2 separate regions of the Homo sapiens genome follow, and region 2 is linked to region 1. A link is an interaction called in ENCODE POLR2A ChIA-PET data of the cell type or tissue named here. Cell type or tissue: GM12878. All regions are shown on one strand. Each heading gives the region's core, and the rest is flanking DNA. Links, peaks and the distances in the headings are about the cores only.

The links. Peaks named below come from ENCODE experiments on the same cell type or tissue, not always from the same donor. Only the 100,000 strongest peaks of a DNase experiment are listed, where the experiment ranks them.
Region 2: POLR2A ChIA-PET joins it to region 1 with 6 read pairs; 1 of 35 experiments calls an interaction of 5 or more read pairs at or near these places.

Annotation. Positions count from the first base shown.
Region 1 is chr10:95,784,732-95,793,012 of GRCh38, reverse strand. All of the region lies in intron 1 of ENTPD1 (ectonucleoside triphosphate diphosphohydrolase 1), which reads right to left. ENTPD1-AS1 (ENTPD1 antisense RNA 1) reads left to right here. Exons shown (of 6, transcript NR_038444.1): 5 at 7,768-7,987. Among named protein-coding and RNA genes, the nearest start is that of ENTPD1, 33 kb to the right of the region's middle. RefSeq lists an enhancer at 1,033-1,332 and a silencer at 7,474-7,553. In GM12878, for the core only: no CTCF peak of the experiment used is centred there; a DNase peak (open chromatin) is centred at 1,824; H3K4me3 peaks cover 202 bases; H3K27ac peaks cover 3,730 bases.
Region 2 is chr10:96,243,915-96,251,026 of GRCh38, reverse strand. It overlaps BLNK (B cell linker), which reads left to right. Exons shown (of 17, transcript NM_013314.4): 2 at 3,978-4,043. Among named protein-coding and RNA genes, the nearest start is that of BLNK, 24 kb to the left of the region's middle. In GM12878, for the core only: no CTCF peak of the experiment used is centred there; no DNase peak of the experiment used is centred there; H3K27ac peaks cover 375 bases.

The sequences.
Region 1 (8,281 bases), core at 1,768-5,767:
CCAAAGAAAGCATAGTAAGCCCAAGACCAGCACCCTGGCAAGATGCTGGACACACAAGTATGGTACTATGAGTGGAATACGTGGCCAGAGTGAACATGACATTTCAGCTTTTGCAGTTACGCACACCAAAGCCATGAATTCAGATGAATGCAGAGCACATCTTTACTCTGCAGGAAGAGTGACTAGGATAACAAATGCTTTCCCGTGCTGCCTTCATTTATGGGTGTTCAACAAAAATTATAGGAGGCCACTGTTTTGGACTAAACCCCTGCACTAGGCCCCAACAGACCAGCCTAAAAACCAAAATAGAGTCCCTTATCTAAGGTTCTGCTTCTCCAAACCTTGAGTTTGTTATCTGGTCTTCCATGAAATCAGGAGAGAGAGGCAACAGCCTAATTTCCCAACAGGCCAGTTTCAGTCTTCAACTGGCAATCATGCAGTTCCCTCTGTTTTAATTCTTACAACAGAGTAACCCGATGTTAACCAATCAGTTATCTTTCCATCTTTCTATCTCCCTATGCCCACAATGAAAGTAACTTTGAAATGTCCAATCTACTTTTTGTTCTTTGTTTCTGCTTTCTTCAGCCCTTTCTCTGTCTAGAAAGCCTGCTGCCTCTGGTCAACTCATTGGAACACTTACTCTGTTTTATGGAATGAAGTGTTGCCTAATTCTAAAATTGCAATAAAGCCTATTGAGATCTTTAAACTAAATTTGTTGTAATTTTGTCTTTTGACAGGGTCTTATGGGGCACTCGGGTGACCAACCATCCCAGTTTGCCTGGGATTGTCCTGGTTTTAACACTGAAAGTGCTGTATCCCAAGAAACCTCTCAGTCCCAGGCAAAGCAGGGTGGGTTGTCTGATGGACACTCCCATCTTCTTCAGCCACGCTCTCTTCTCCTAATACCATTCCCACTCTCACTTCTTTTGATGTTTTTTTTTAACTATGCAAGGCACCCTCTCCTCTAAGCTTCTCTGTCTCCTGGTAAACTCTGGCACTTTTAGTCTCTCTTAAGCAATTCTCTTTACTCCCCTGAGTTCAGTTTTGTGCCTGACTTCACTGTCATCTTCAGGTTTTCCACCATGCTGACTTCTAAAATACCCCCCATGAACATGATTTCTCTTTTTCAAACCAAAAAAAAATCTCAAAGTTGAAAGGATCCTTAGAGTTCACACACTCCAGAGTTCCCTGGGGACTTTCTGTAGTCTCACCTGGGACAATTACATCAGAATTTCTAGCATGGGGCCCAGGCACTGTTCACTTTTAACACCTCTACCCCCAGCCGGGTGATTCTAATGTACAGCCAAAGTTCTCCCTTGTGAACCTCTAACTTAGTCCAACTCCTTCCAAGTGGTAATCCTGTTTAAAAGATGGGTATTTACCCTCTGCAGTAAAATTCTCCACTGATGGGACAGAAGTGCATATCCAGGTAGTCTAAGCCATTGCCAGACATGTCTAACTGTTAGCAATCTATCTTGACCTAAGTTCTGTTTCATTCTAACTTCCACTCTCTGATCCCAGCTCGAAGCTACAAAGCAAATTAGAATTTGTTTACTTCATTAAAAATTTGTTTTTCAAGTCCTCATGGGTTGCCAGTATATAAACCCCATCCTCAAGTCCCCTATTCTCCAGGCTAAATAGCTCCAGTTCCATTTACCATTCTTTACATATCACGATTTTCAGATTTTATGTCACCCTAATTACCCTCCACTAGATGCCCTTCAGTTTGTAATGTCCTTCTCAAAATACATTGCTCTGAACTGAATATAGCAGATACAGTGAAGTTATTATAGCCCTTCACCTGGAAACTAAACATTAACACTGTTTAAATATGACTCATCATTTTAGATACTCATACTGAGGGCTACGGGTCTAGTAAAACCTACAGATCTTCCCATGAACTACCTCCAAGTCAGGAATCTCACCTTGTGTGTATCAATTAAATGTCAACCTATGGTTTCAGCTCATTTTTCCAGCCTGATGATACTTGATCCTTTTATGTAATACATTGCAGTCTCACTAAAAGCTACGTATTGTTAGCAAATCTGCTAAGCATGCTTTCTAAATTTTTGGCCATATCATTGATAAATCGTGCCACATAAGACAACAACAAGGACAGAATCTTGTAGTATATTTCCCTACCACCTTTCTTCAAGGTAGATTTCAAACTATTTATCAACATGATTTGGCCATGGTTTATGTTAGTACCAATCCTTTTAGTTCATTCTTATCCAATCTCTATTTCTCCAACTCATCTTTGGGCATATCATGAAAGACTCTGCTATACATTTTTTTCATACTGAAGTACTTACAAGTAAAATGATATAATATTTGAGATTTGCTTAAAATATTCCAAAAACAGCAAAAAGGTATGGTTGGGAGGAAAGTGATAGATGAAACAAAAAAAACTCAGAATATTGATAGTTTGTAATGATGGGTAATAAGTATACAGTGGTTTATTATATTACTCTCTTCATCTTGTATTTGTTTGAAATTTTCTACAACTAAAAAACATTTTAAACTCTTGATGAAATAAACTTCAGTTAGCCCTTGAACAACATGGAAGTTGGGGGTACTGACCTCCACGGAGTTGAAAATCTGCATGTAACTTTTGACTCCCCAAAAACTTAACTAATAGTCTGTTGACCAATAACACACATAGTCAATTTACACATATTTTCTATTTTACATGTATTATATGGTGTATTCTTACAATAAAGTAAGCTACATAAAAGAAAATGTTATTAAGAAAATCAAAAAGAAGTGAAAATACATTTATAACCCTGTACTGTATTTATCGATATGGTAAGTTTGCAAGATCCCCATCTATGAGATGAATCATCTATCTGAAGTGGTGGGCAACCACCGCTGCAGACATCAACCTACAGTTCATATGAAGCAATTCAACTTTTTCTTGTAATGTCATGAGTCATGACTTTTCTCTGCTTCTTGAGAGCACTTCCAATATCACTCGTGGTACTTTGAATGGGTCCCATGTTGTTATTCAAAGTTTACAGTGTTGTACTAAACACAATGAAAAATACTCAAAATACTTGAGAACCATTAGAGATCACTTTTTACTGCAATATGCAATTTATGGCATTCTAGGCAGATACATGCAACACCTGAGCTCACTGTAATAGCAAGAGGAGGTGGCTACAAAATTATTACAGTAGTATAGTATGTAATGCAGTTAATTTTATGCAGTTATGACTTAATACTGCATCTTTATATTTGTTTAAATTTCTATCAACTGTAAGTGGTGTCATGCATGGTCTGTAATTGTGTAAGCTTTGATAAATGTTAACTTTTTATAATAGATTTGTGTATATTTCATGGTAGTAATGATAGATTAATATCTACATATATTTTATGCATTCATGACATACCTTTTACCTAATTTTTTTCAGTATTTCTAGGCTATATGGTTCATCTTTGAGTTTTTCCAATTGTTGCAAAGTGGACCCATATAATTCAAACCTGTGTTGTGCAAGGGTCAAATGTACACTGTTTCTATGAATTTGAGAGACTGCCAAAATTTTTTAACCCTAGAGCCCTTCTAAATATTTTACAAATAAGAGTAATTTGATATAAGTTGATTCAATAAATGCATGCCAGTTTCAAGTGACTGGAGCTTTCTTTTTTAGGTGTTAACAAATCTTCCATATTTAAGACTTTGCCACGTATCAACTCATACTGAGTTTCCTGGATCCATTCTCTTTCATCTTTTACTATTTAGATTACCAATTCCAATAATTTAAAGAGCATATCTCTCTAAAATTCTTTAAACTCATTTAGAAAAGTCAAGGGCTCTCAATAAATTCTCATCCATTTCAATTACTTCTTAATTGTGTATGTTTTACTTTGTACTGATTGAACTCCATTTTTCTAGATGGAAGCAAAATAGAAGTTCAGAGGTTCCAATTCCTTTGCATCATCCATGATCACTATGCATTCCTCTTCCTGTTCATGTTCTTCCACTGAACTGTAACCAAAATAACTTTTGTTATCTTTAGCATTTTTTCCTCCATGCCTCATCGCCAACAGATATTTAGTCCAAGTGATGCTACTTTTAAAAGAATTCTCCTAGCTTCTAACCATTCTTCTCAATTACTTGCATCCATTTCTCTATTGTACAAATCCTCGGGGGAAAACTGTTTATTTTATAAAAGCCATAGTTACCATAGAGATTTTTAGAAAATAGAGAAAATAATATATAAGAAAATTAAACTCACCCATACTTTCTCGCCTCCTCGTAAAGTTCCTCAGATCAAATAAGTGTTTTAACTGCTTTTCGCTTTTCTCATCCATTATGATTATTTATTATTGTATAATCAGGTTTCTCATTTAGTTATTTCTTTTTTAGACTCGCTTTTTTCTTTTTTTTCTTTTTTTTTGGACAGAGTCTCACTTTGTCGCCCAGGCTGCAGTGCAGTGGTGCAATCTCAGCTCACTGCAACCTCCACCTCCCATGTTCAAGTGATTCTCCTGCCTCAGCCTCCAACGTATCTGGGATTACAGGCACCCACCACCACGCCCAGCTAATGTTTGTATTTTTAGTAGAGATGGGGTTTCACCATGTTGGCCAGGCTGGTCTCGAACTCCTGACCTCAAATGATTCCCCAACTCAGCCTCCCAAAGTGCTGGGATTACAGGCGTGAGCCACTATGCCTGGCCTAGACTCATCTTTTAAAGCCATATTCTTTTTAGTAAATTTGATCATGAGAATTCGTCTACCATTTTTTCTGGTTTTGTTTTAAAATTTTATTTATGCATGTATTTATTTTTAAATCTGCCTTCTTAAAAAATTGAGGCCATGTGTCTGGTTGCCTTACAGTTCCCTCTTTTAGGACTATTAATGCCTAGATGAACTAGTCAGTCATTTCTCCTACCTTCTCAATCATATCTTTCTTTTGAATTAAAATTAAACCAAGGAAGACAGGCACTAATATCTTCCTCTAACTTGCAAAGGTATCTCCAAGGAAAAATCAAGAATTCTTCACATGTTCTACTTTTCGAAAAGTAGATATCCAATAAATATATAGGTAAAGTTACAGTGTTTCAGAATTTTCATAACTGAAAGGAATTTGGGGGTGGGGGTTGATGGAGGAAAGTGTTGCCATATCCACTGCAGCCTTCTTTATGACAAGCACTGTAGTAGGCACTTCACATACTTTTTTTTGTTAATACTCTCAAAGATTACATATGGTAAGAACTGTACTGTTTTAGTCCCATTTTGCAAATAAGAAAAATGCAAATAATATAGGTTAAGCAACTTCCCCAAGATGGAAGAATATCTTTAAACAATAATAATTTACATATCCAGTGTGCAAACTCCCCTCGAGATACTGCATCAACAGTCTACATTGCTTCTGTCCCAGCTCTGTCATTTGTAATAGAAATACTTCATCCAGAGCCTGCACTTAACTGGGGTGGTTTATCTTATATTCATACAACAATGTCTTTCTCATTTTCTCTCCTTTGTATTCTCTCACCCAAAGCCCTCTACAGAGCTGCCAGTCTCATACTTCTATATTTTCATACAGCCAAATACTATCTTTAACATCCCCTCTCCTTCCTAAAACACCTATATCTTTAAATAAAAAATAGACTTTGTTGCTCTGTACCAATTAGTAGGCCCATCCTTCCAAGCCCTCTTGTAATATGTGGAGCTTCATGTTTACACAGAGTAAAAGAAGCATGTCTATTTTAACAGATTAAACTTTGGTTTGAAAATGATCAAAATAAAGCTTGGAATACTACGCTGATCAAATTTCCCTAAAAGTTGTATCAATAAATCATATTCCCCCTTTTTTCTCCCTCAACTCTTTTCCTGGAAATTAATATATCTTATTATGCTTTATTGGAAGATGCAAAGACCATGGCCCAGCACCTTTCTATGCATCATTCTAATGTTGGTAGCTCATTACCTAAATTGAAAACAAAACCAAAGAGCAAAACAAAACCTCGAGGTTACTAGCTCTGGGATCTTGAGTAAGTCACCTTTTCTACCTTGTTTCCTCAGCTGTAAAATGAGGATTAATGGTAATACCTACTTGACAGAGTTAAGAGGATTAAAGTAAATTGAATAATGTATAAGAAACTGCCATATGAACCATAAATTCAATGATTATAATGATGATTGTGATGGTTTGCAAGGCCACAACTCCATTTGTAATCAACATACAAAATCAAATATCTAAATGTGCAACACTCAAGTAACCAGAGGCTTTTTATATTTATAAATGGTGTTGAAAATTTTAAGTTTCCCAGATTTCCAGGTTTCATCTTTTTCCCATGGCAGAAAAGTCTAGGTTGGATAAGGTGGTTTCTGTCATTTTAAGATATGCTGAAACTTTTTCTCACTAGATTTGGTGCTTTCTCTGCTGACAGTGGGCACAGGGAGCCAGAATCTAGGACTGCACTTGGCTTGGTGGGAACCAGTCCTGAGCTGCCTTCCTCCTTGGGGAACAACATTAGTCTCAGATTCTAACACCAGGGTTCGCTTTCTCAGGCAAAGGACGGTAGTGCAATACGGAAGCTAGGGATATGCATTCCTTCTCCCTCCCCTACTGAACCTGCGTCTCCTTCAACCTTGTCTTTCAGGCTCCTTTTCAGGGCAATATGGAAGTCTCTGTGCTCAAAGTACCCTCCATCCTCCATTGCTTATTGCTCCACTAATTTCCAATTTGGTGGAGTTAAAAAGAAATACCTCTGGTGGCCTTAAAGTCAAAGGAAGCTGTGTGGTCCTTCTCACCAAAACCTGGCTGTGGCAAAGCTGAACAGAATGAACAGAAGTTTTGAGTCATTATGGGAAGGGGAGGGGCAAACCATCCCTAGGGAGTTTGGAACAAAGTGCTTTAAGCAGCACCCAAGCACTGGGTAGCAGGGTGGGAGGACATAAGGGGTCAGGAGGTAGAAGTGAGGCTCAGATATGAGGCCCTCAGATAAACACCTCTCTTTCACCTGCATCCAGTTTTACCAAGTGCCCACTCTTGTCTCCTTCCTGCCTCCTTAGATAACAAGAGCAGCACCACTGGATGCTAGGCCAAGAAAAACGCTTGCCATCCTCACAATCATCCTCTTCCCCATTTGTTATGTTCTTACTGGGTAGCAGGCACTGTGCTAAGCACTTTATACTCATTGTTCATCAAATTATCACAACACCATAGATATCATTAGCCTATTTTGCACTTGAGAAAACTGGGGTCCAAAAGTTTGATAACATATTCGTGGTCACACAAATGGTAAGCACAGAGCTGGAATTTGAGGACAAGCCTGTCTGACTCCAGGGATTCTAAGCTCTTAATTATTAGGAGACATTGACACTCATTTAACTCTTCTCTTTTCTTTTATTTCCCCCACCTATCCACCTCCCAACTTCCTTCAGCCAAATGAGGCCAGTTTACATAGCCACCTTCTGAGAAAAGTTACCACAGATGGTTTCTGCTTCATAAGTTGCTGGGTTGGTTTTGTGGCCAACCTTGTGTCCTGAGACCTTATGATCTTGGCCACAACAGATTGTTCCAACAACTGCTGCTTAAGCCAAAGTCAACTATAGGCTGGACTTGCATTATCTCATTTAATCCTCATAACAAAGCTTTAAATTAAGTACTAATACCAACTGCATTTTACAAGCGGGAAAACTGACATTCAGATAAGTTAACTTACCTGCCTAAGGTGGGACAGCTAGTAAGAAGCAGAACTATGATTGGAAGGTAGGTTTATCTGAATGCTTGAACACTGTTCTACCTCCCATTTTTTCAGAGATCAATAGAGTTGGCCTGGAACAAGAGATGCCCTTGAATGCAAGTTGTAACAACTGAGAGAAATTGCCCAGACACTGCAACGGGAGTTGCCAACAAAGTAACAGAGTCAGAGAAGAGCTGAGTCTTGGGAATGAAAAAGTGATGAGGGGATGACTTCCACAGTGGGTATCCGGTCATTTGGGCTGCTGCTCTGCCCTCATCAAAGTGATTTCCACTCTGTGAGTCTCTGATATGCAGCTATAGAACCTGTTGCCTGTTTCCTAATTTATCCATGTGGGCCTGTCACCCTCATCACCTCAGGTAACAAAGTCCAGTCCTTATTACTTTGTGCCTCACACATACACTCCCTTAGGCCTAAACTCCCTGCAACGCCACTCCTGCCAAACCCCCATGATTGTCCTGGCCTGATGGAGTGAAGTAATGAGAGACTTGAAGCTTTGTAGACCTGAATGCTCATATCTTGCCACTACCCCAGCCTCCAGCTTTACTTCCTCCTCCAATGGGTAGCTCTC
Region 2 (7,112 bases), core at 2,184-6,183, 460 kb before region 1:
GCACAAAGAAATGATAAATGTTTGAGGTGAGGTGATGGGTTTCCCAATTACCCTTATTTGATCATTACACATTGTTTGCATGTATCAAAATATCACATGCATCCATAAATATCTACTGCTATTATGCATCAACTTTAAAAAGTATAGTTTATGCAACACTTCAGTAACTTACTGTAATTATATAGTTACATAGTATAATTGTTATTGTTATAATAATACACAATAAAAAGTAATTAGGAAATGCCAAGAAGCACCAAATGCCAAATTGAGCAAATGACAAAATTGCATCCAATTCTTTTGCAACATTTTGCATCTGTTTATTTACATCCACAGCAAAATCACTTATGCAAATTGGCCCCTGGTTCCCTATTACTCTGCCTGTGTCCCATTTTTGACACATTTCTGATAGGATTCTTCACTGCTGCCTCATTTTGCTCCTCAACCTGGTTAAGCATTAACTTAGCCTAAAGATACTCCATTCAGTTACAGTCAGCTTACAACGAGCTGCCCTCTGCCCTCCATATGAAATTATTGAATTTCCTTGCAATCAATCCACTTCAACCTCTCTCTCTCTCTCTCTTTCTCTCTTCCTCTCTCTCTCTCTCTCTCTCCCCCTCTCTCTCTGTCTGTCTCTCAATCTCTCTCCCCACTGCCAGACCCCTTATTTTCATTTTCTTCTTTCCTCTATCTCGAAGATTCTCTATAGTTCCTCAGGAAAAGGAGAAAAGGGTTTGGCATAGAGTATATGTGAACAAATTCTAGAAAACTGTAGAGTTCTGAGGCAACTCAAGGGCCCATCTGAGGGACCCTCTGTGTGTCTCTCAACCATCCTTTTCTCTTTGCTACTGAGCCCATAATATGTGCCTGGCTCTTTCCTGAGCTCTTACACTTGTATCATCAGTGTGCCCGGCCTCCCTAGCTAGGGAGTATAAAATATGGTCTCATTTCCTTTGTTACCCAAATTACAATGACTTGGCACCAGACCCCTGACACATACATTTGAACGTGGGTCCCTCAGTGGGTACCTCACTTACGTAGATAATTCTCCAAAATGCAGCCATACGGCTGTCCCAAAAGAAGTTTCTCCTATCCTTCTACTTCACACTCCAGCCTGTCCTCCCTCCACCCTTCCATGCCAGTGGAACACTCTCTTCCCCAAGGCCCAGCTGAGGCCGGGCTGCAGCTACTACAAGATCTTACTGAAGATTCAGGGACAGCAGAGAGGGATTATGTGGTTGAAAATAGCTAGCGATGGCTCTGGCTATGGCTTTTCTCAGAGCAGAGGCCCAGACCCAGCCTCAGATTCAGGGCTACCACCCCCTGCCATCGCCCAAACCCCCACCACTGAAAATCCCTCAGGTTTGTCTGCGCTCTTCAGCACTCTAGCGCCTAACAGCCATTAGCCCTAGAAGGAGAGAGATCTCCCCAAAATCTGCAGCCTAAGTTCCCATTTTACGTTTGAGCAATCTCCCTTTTCCCAATTCCCTATCCTGTAAATTTCACTCCACTCCCTAAGGGCTAGAGGGCCTGCCCTCAATAGAGCAGACCCAGCAGAGCACCAGCATGGCTGCATTGTTTAGCTTTAAATTAACACTTGGTAGAGGACACCCACAGGCCTGCCCAGGCAGAGTTCTTCTGAGAAGCTGTCCTCTTACCCTCTAAACTGCTCCACTGCTGCACCAAAAAGTAACCCTTCCACCGCACGGGCATTCTAAATTCACAAAGGGCCAAGGAGTATTTCTCCCAGATGTCCTCAACCAACAGTTTCCTAGACCTATGCTAAACTATTTCTATTACCTAACCCAAGGCCTAGCTCCCAGAGTCAGAGAAATCTGCTTTCAGGATTGTGGGGAAATCACCATTTCCTACAAGAACAATAGCTGTGTACAGTTCATTATCTAAAGGGTCCAGTCAAATAGTTTTCTCAGAACAAAGGAAGCATTTACCTGAAAGGTGAATTAAAACGTCCTACTCTTTCAGGGAAGAACCACGTGAAATTTTATTATACATTTTTTAAGTCAGAAAATTATTATGAGGAAAACATAACATGGCCCTATCCTCCCATTATAATATTTTTCTCCATATTTGTGTATAACACAGATAATACAAATGATATCTACACATGCTATAAAAATTCAAATATTTTAAAACATCATAAAGTAATAATCCCCTTTTTAGAAAGTAGAAGTTTCAGGCAACAATATAGATGTATATTCCTCTTTTTTTTAGGGGTCTGTGGCATTCCATTGCATGGATCTATCATAATTTATTTAACTAGTTCCCTTTTAATGATTAATGAGCATTGGGTTGTTTTCAGAGTTATGGTTGTGGGGAGGGCAGAAGAAGCAGGGAGAAGATTAGAGAGTTCTTACACATCACGCTGCAATAAACATGCTTATATGTATATACTGATATCATTTTGTGACCATTTTCATAAGACAAATTCTTAGCAGTCCAATTGCTGGGTCAAAAGTCATGGACGTTTTAAATCTTGACAGATTTGATTGTAACAATTTACTTTCTCAACACTGGATATTATCACACTTGTTATGTTTTGCCAGTCTGATAGGCGAAAAGACATCTCACTGTTGTTTAGATTTAGATTTGTTTAAATATAAGTGATGTTCAATATCTTTTCATTGGTCTATTGACCACTTGTATTTGTTTTCTGTTAGCTGTGTGTTCATATCTTTTGCTCATTTTTCTATTGAACTATTTCTCTTTTTCTTACTGAGTTGTAAGATTTCTTTGTAAATCGAGAAAGGCTGGTGCAAAAATAATCGTAGTTTTTGCCATTACTTCCAGTGGCAAAAACCGTGATTACTTTTGCAGCAAACTAATATGTAGTTCTTATTATTATTACTATATGTTGCAAATATTTCTTTCAGCATGTCATTTATCTTTTGATTTTGTACATATTCTTACCAGTGGAGGGTCTTGATACATATTGTTACCAGTGGAGGGTCTTGACTATGAGTCTTCCAGGTTCTTGGCCTTTTGAACACAGAATTGGACAAAATGCACAAAGTAACAGAAGAATGAAACAATGAAAGCATAGATTTACTGAAATGAAAGTACACTCCACAGAGTAGGAATGGGCTTGACCAAGTGGCTCAAGAGCACTGGTTACAGAATTTTCCTTCTAGGGGTTTCCCATTGGTTACTTGGTTACATCCTATGTAAATGAAGGAGTGGCCCACGACCAGTCTGATTGGTTGCAGAAGGTGATCAATCAGACGCTGAAGTTAAGGTACAAAGTTACACAGGAAGACTTGGCCTGGGACCAGTCTGATTGGTTACAGGAGGGGATCAATCAGAGGCACTTTCCATTTCTCATCTATAACGCAGTGCAAAGGTAGTAGCCTCTGATCCTTTTGTTACTTGTGCATGGAGAGGTGGGGTTTTCCATTTGATTCAGTTCTAGGAAGTCAGTGCAAATTGGCCTTAGGTTCCCTGACTCCAGACCCTATTCTCCTGCCTCAATATTACTTTTTGTTCTACAGAAGTTTCAAATATCAGCCAGATTTAATAGTCATTTTCTTTATGACTCCTAGGTAGGAGTAACTTTTAAATGGAAGTTTTAATAGATGCTACCTACTACCATTTAATAAAAAAGAACCTTGGGCCTGATTGAAGCCTCTGCTATGTCCACAGAGTAGCATCTATCTTCGTAACGTAGATGCTCTAAGACAATGAGCAAGGAATCAGAATATCTTTCTTCACAGCCTGAGACTGGTCCAGACATCCCAACGGAAGGGGACACAGCCCAGTGACCATATTCCTTATAGAATCAGTCATGCTTCTCCTTCGCTAAAGTAGCAGATGGTCAATTTAATTAAATACAATATAATTCATCCTATTTGGAGGTTGTTTTGGTAGAGTTTTTTCCCCTTTTTTGTATTCGAGAAGAGTAGGAGACTTTTTTTAAAAAGTCAGACTGGTTATTAATATCTTATGTTTAATTTTGTTTTTTACAGGCAGCTTCAAAAGATGGTCCATGATATTAAAAACAATGAAGGTGGAATAATGAATAAAATCAAAAAGTAAGTTCGCCTCTATTTAAATACTTAATTATATAAAATAAGTCAACATGTGCTACATGGAAGAAAACAAATTTCTCTGTTACCTGGATGAGAAGTTTCTACCTCTTTAGCACGTAACCCTTCTTTACTATTGGCTGGAATCCATGGTGGCCAGGTCTACATTCTGGAACAGGACAAGTGAGTGCAGTTGTACTCAGTGGACTTTGATTTTCCTTCTCACTGCAGGGAAGGTGAGCTATGCCCATTCAAGGTGCCTAACAAATGTCAAAGCAGGAAAATCATTTCTATAACCATTTAGCTAAGGGCTATGAAAACATGTATGGAGAAATCCAAATGAAAAGTTACAAAACACAGCCCTAGCTTCTTCAAGATGCCATGTGAGTTTTCCTTTTTTTGGGGTTTTGTTTTTGATTTTGTTTTTTTGTTTTTTTGAGATGGAGTTTCGCTCTTGTTGCCCAGGCTGGAGTGCAATGGCACAATATCAGCTCACCGCAACCTCTGCCTCCTGGGTTCAAGCGATTCTCCTGCCTCGGCCCAGCGAATAGCTGGGATTACAGGCACGTGCCAGCATACCTGGCTAATTTTGTATTTTTAGTAGAGACAGGGTTTCTTCATGTTGGTCAGGCTGGTCTTGAACTCCTGACCTCAGGTGATCCGCCCGCCTCAGCCTCCCAAAGTGCTGGGATTACAGACAAGAGCCACTGCGCTCAGCCAGTTTTCCATATTTTGATTTCTGCTTTTCGAATTATTACCTGAAAATGAACTTTTCAATTGGCACTTGGAGAGGGAAAGCCTAGCATCTCAAAACTCCTTGTACATCAAAAACTCTTAAGCTTTTTTTTTTAAAGAGAATAAAAATTGTACATATCTGCATTTGCCACTCAAAATCTAAGGTAGACGTACCTTAGTAGGTCTTATATACCTTAGTAGGTAAGTCTCTTTCAAGAGAAAATGGGAAATGGTATTCTGTTAAGTCTTTAAATTTTTTAAATAAAACTAATACAGATTCACCAGGGAAAAAAAATCAAAGAGGCCAGAATTGTATGATGTCAAAATCTCCCATTTCCTTATATCTCCATCTTAACCCACTCCCCAGAAAGGGACATTGTCATGGTAAGTTCAATGTGTGTATATATATGTATGTATGTGTGTATAAGTATGTATATATGTATGTATGTGTGTGCTTAAACACATACATACATACACTGACATTGTACATACTATACACATACATTTTCGTCATAAATGGTATCATAGTGCATGCGCCATTCTACCAACTTGCTTTGTTGGTTTTACTTAAGCTATTTCATGGACATCTTTATTTGTTAGTAAGTAAAAATTAACCATATTCTTTTCTGAACAGATGATTTAATAGTCTACCTTAAATATATTATAATTCAATTAACTAGCTATATATTGGTGGCCATCTTTAAGGGGGGATTTGAATTTAAACCGGTACAACATTTTTGGATAGCAATTTGATAATAGCAATCAAAATTCTCTGGTTGTTTCTTCCAATTTAAATGTCATGAATAATACTTTAATAAATGTTCATTGCAGACCTTGAATATACCAGTAGGCTAAATTCCTAAAATGAAATTTCCAAATGGAAGAAGTTGTGCCCTTAAAGTTTTAATTGCTATTACCAAATTTTTCTCCCCAAATTTTGGACCAAAAAATAGTTTATAGAAGTTCATTTCTCTATGCATTCAAAAGAGCATCCTTATTCGTTTTAATCTATGCTAAAATTAAAAATAAGAAATCACTTTTGGTGGTATTTCCAGACTATGAAATGTAAATGAGTCTCTATGCATAAGTGATCATCATCAAACATAAATGGCCTTCTGCTTGTGAGGTGGTGGTCATCTTACAGAGGAGGAGAATTTGGCTTCATGTTCTGTCTGATGAGTGGGAGAGGTGTGTGATGATTTTTGCTTATTATTTCTGCTACAGATAGAATCTCATTCTTTATGAGACAGTCCTTGTTACAATCACTAGCAATTCTAATTGCCAGTTTTACAGTTCACCAGTTCTCAATAACATGAAGCCTCTGCATAAAATGTTTCTCTATTCCATGGCCCCCAGTTGCCAGTTTTACAATACACCAGTTCTCAATAACATGAAGCCTCTGCATAAAATGTCTCTCTATTCCATAGCCAGTCATATTTACAGCAGCTGTGGAGCTCAAGTTTTTTATAACAGCCTCTGTTTCATACATTCTGCCCATTGGATGACCAAAGCACTTTTACATGACAAACCATGTTTCTTCTCAGCCTGGAAATTATGGCCACCATAGTCATTACCCCGGGTGACGTCAGGGGCCCTTTAGCTCAAAGTGACTTGCAGTTACACTTTTACTTGAAGCCAGGCCACAGGTGCTACCCTGAACGGAGGAAGCACGCTTGAACACGCTGGTTCCCTAACACAAGACTGTGACAGAGTTTTCACTGGTCTATGGCCGCATGAGAAAATAAGGAGCATGAAGTGTTGGGGGTTGTGCACAGCAGCCAGCTACAGAGCAAAGTTCAACTACGCCTTTTATTCCTAGTGTTGAGTGGCCAACAGTCCTTTAGTGAGTTTTTCCTTTATTCTGAGATTATTTGGGGGTAGTAAAATACCCTTCCTTTTCTTTTATGAAATGATAGTAATAATGGATAACAGGTGGTTTGTGCTTTTGGAAATTTTACTATTCCTTGAACCAACCTGGGCACCAGACCCAGTTTTGTTTTTGTTTTTCTTCCTTGCAACACCTTGGATGATCTCTGTCTCTATACCTCATCATGGGACTAATGATAGTATCTTCCCAGCCCACCCTGCTGGCTTGTGAGGAGAATTGAATGAAATAATAGATATTGAGAGCCTATGAGAAAAAGAAAACCAGAATTTCTATGTAAATATACATATTGTTATTTTTGCAAATTACAATTTTGGTTTGTAAATTGTTTTTGTGTGCATTTTTTAATCAAACACAAATTTCTATGCTTTTTTTTTCAAAACATGAAAGTTTGTATATAATAGCAGTTATACTGCTTCTATAGAAGGATATGATATTTTAGTAAATAAAGGCTA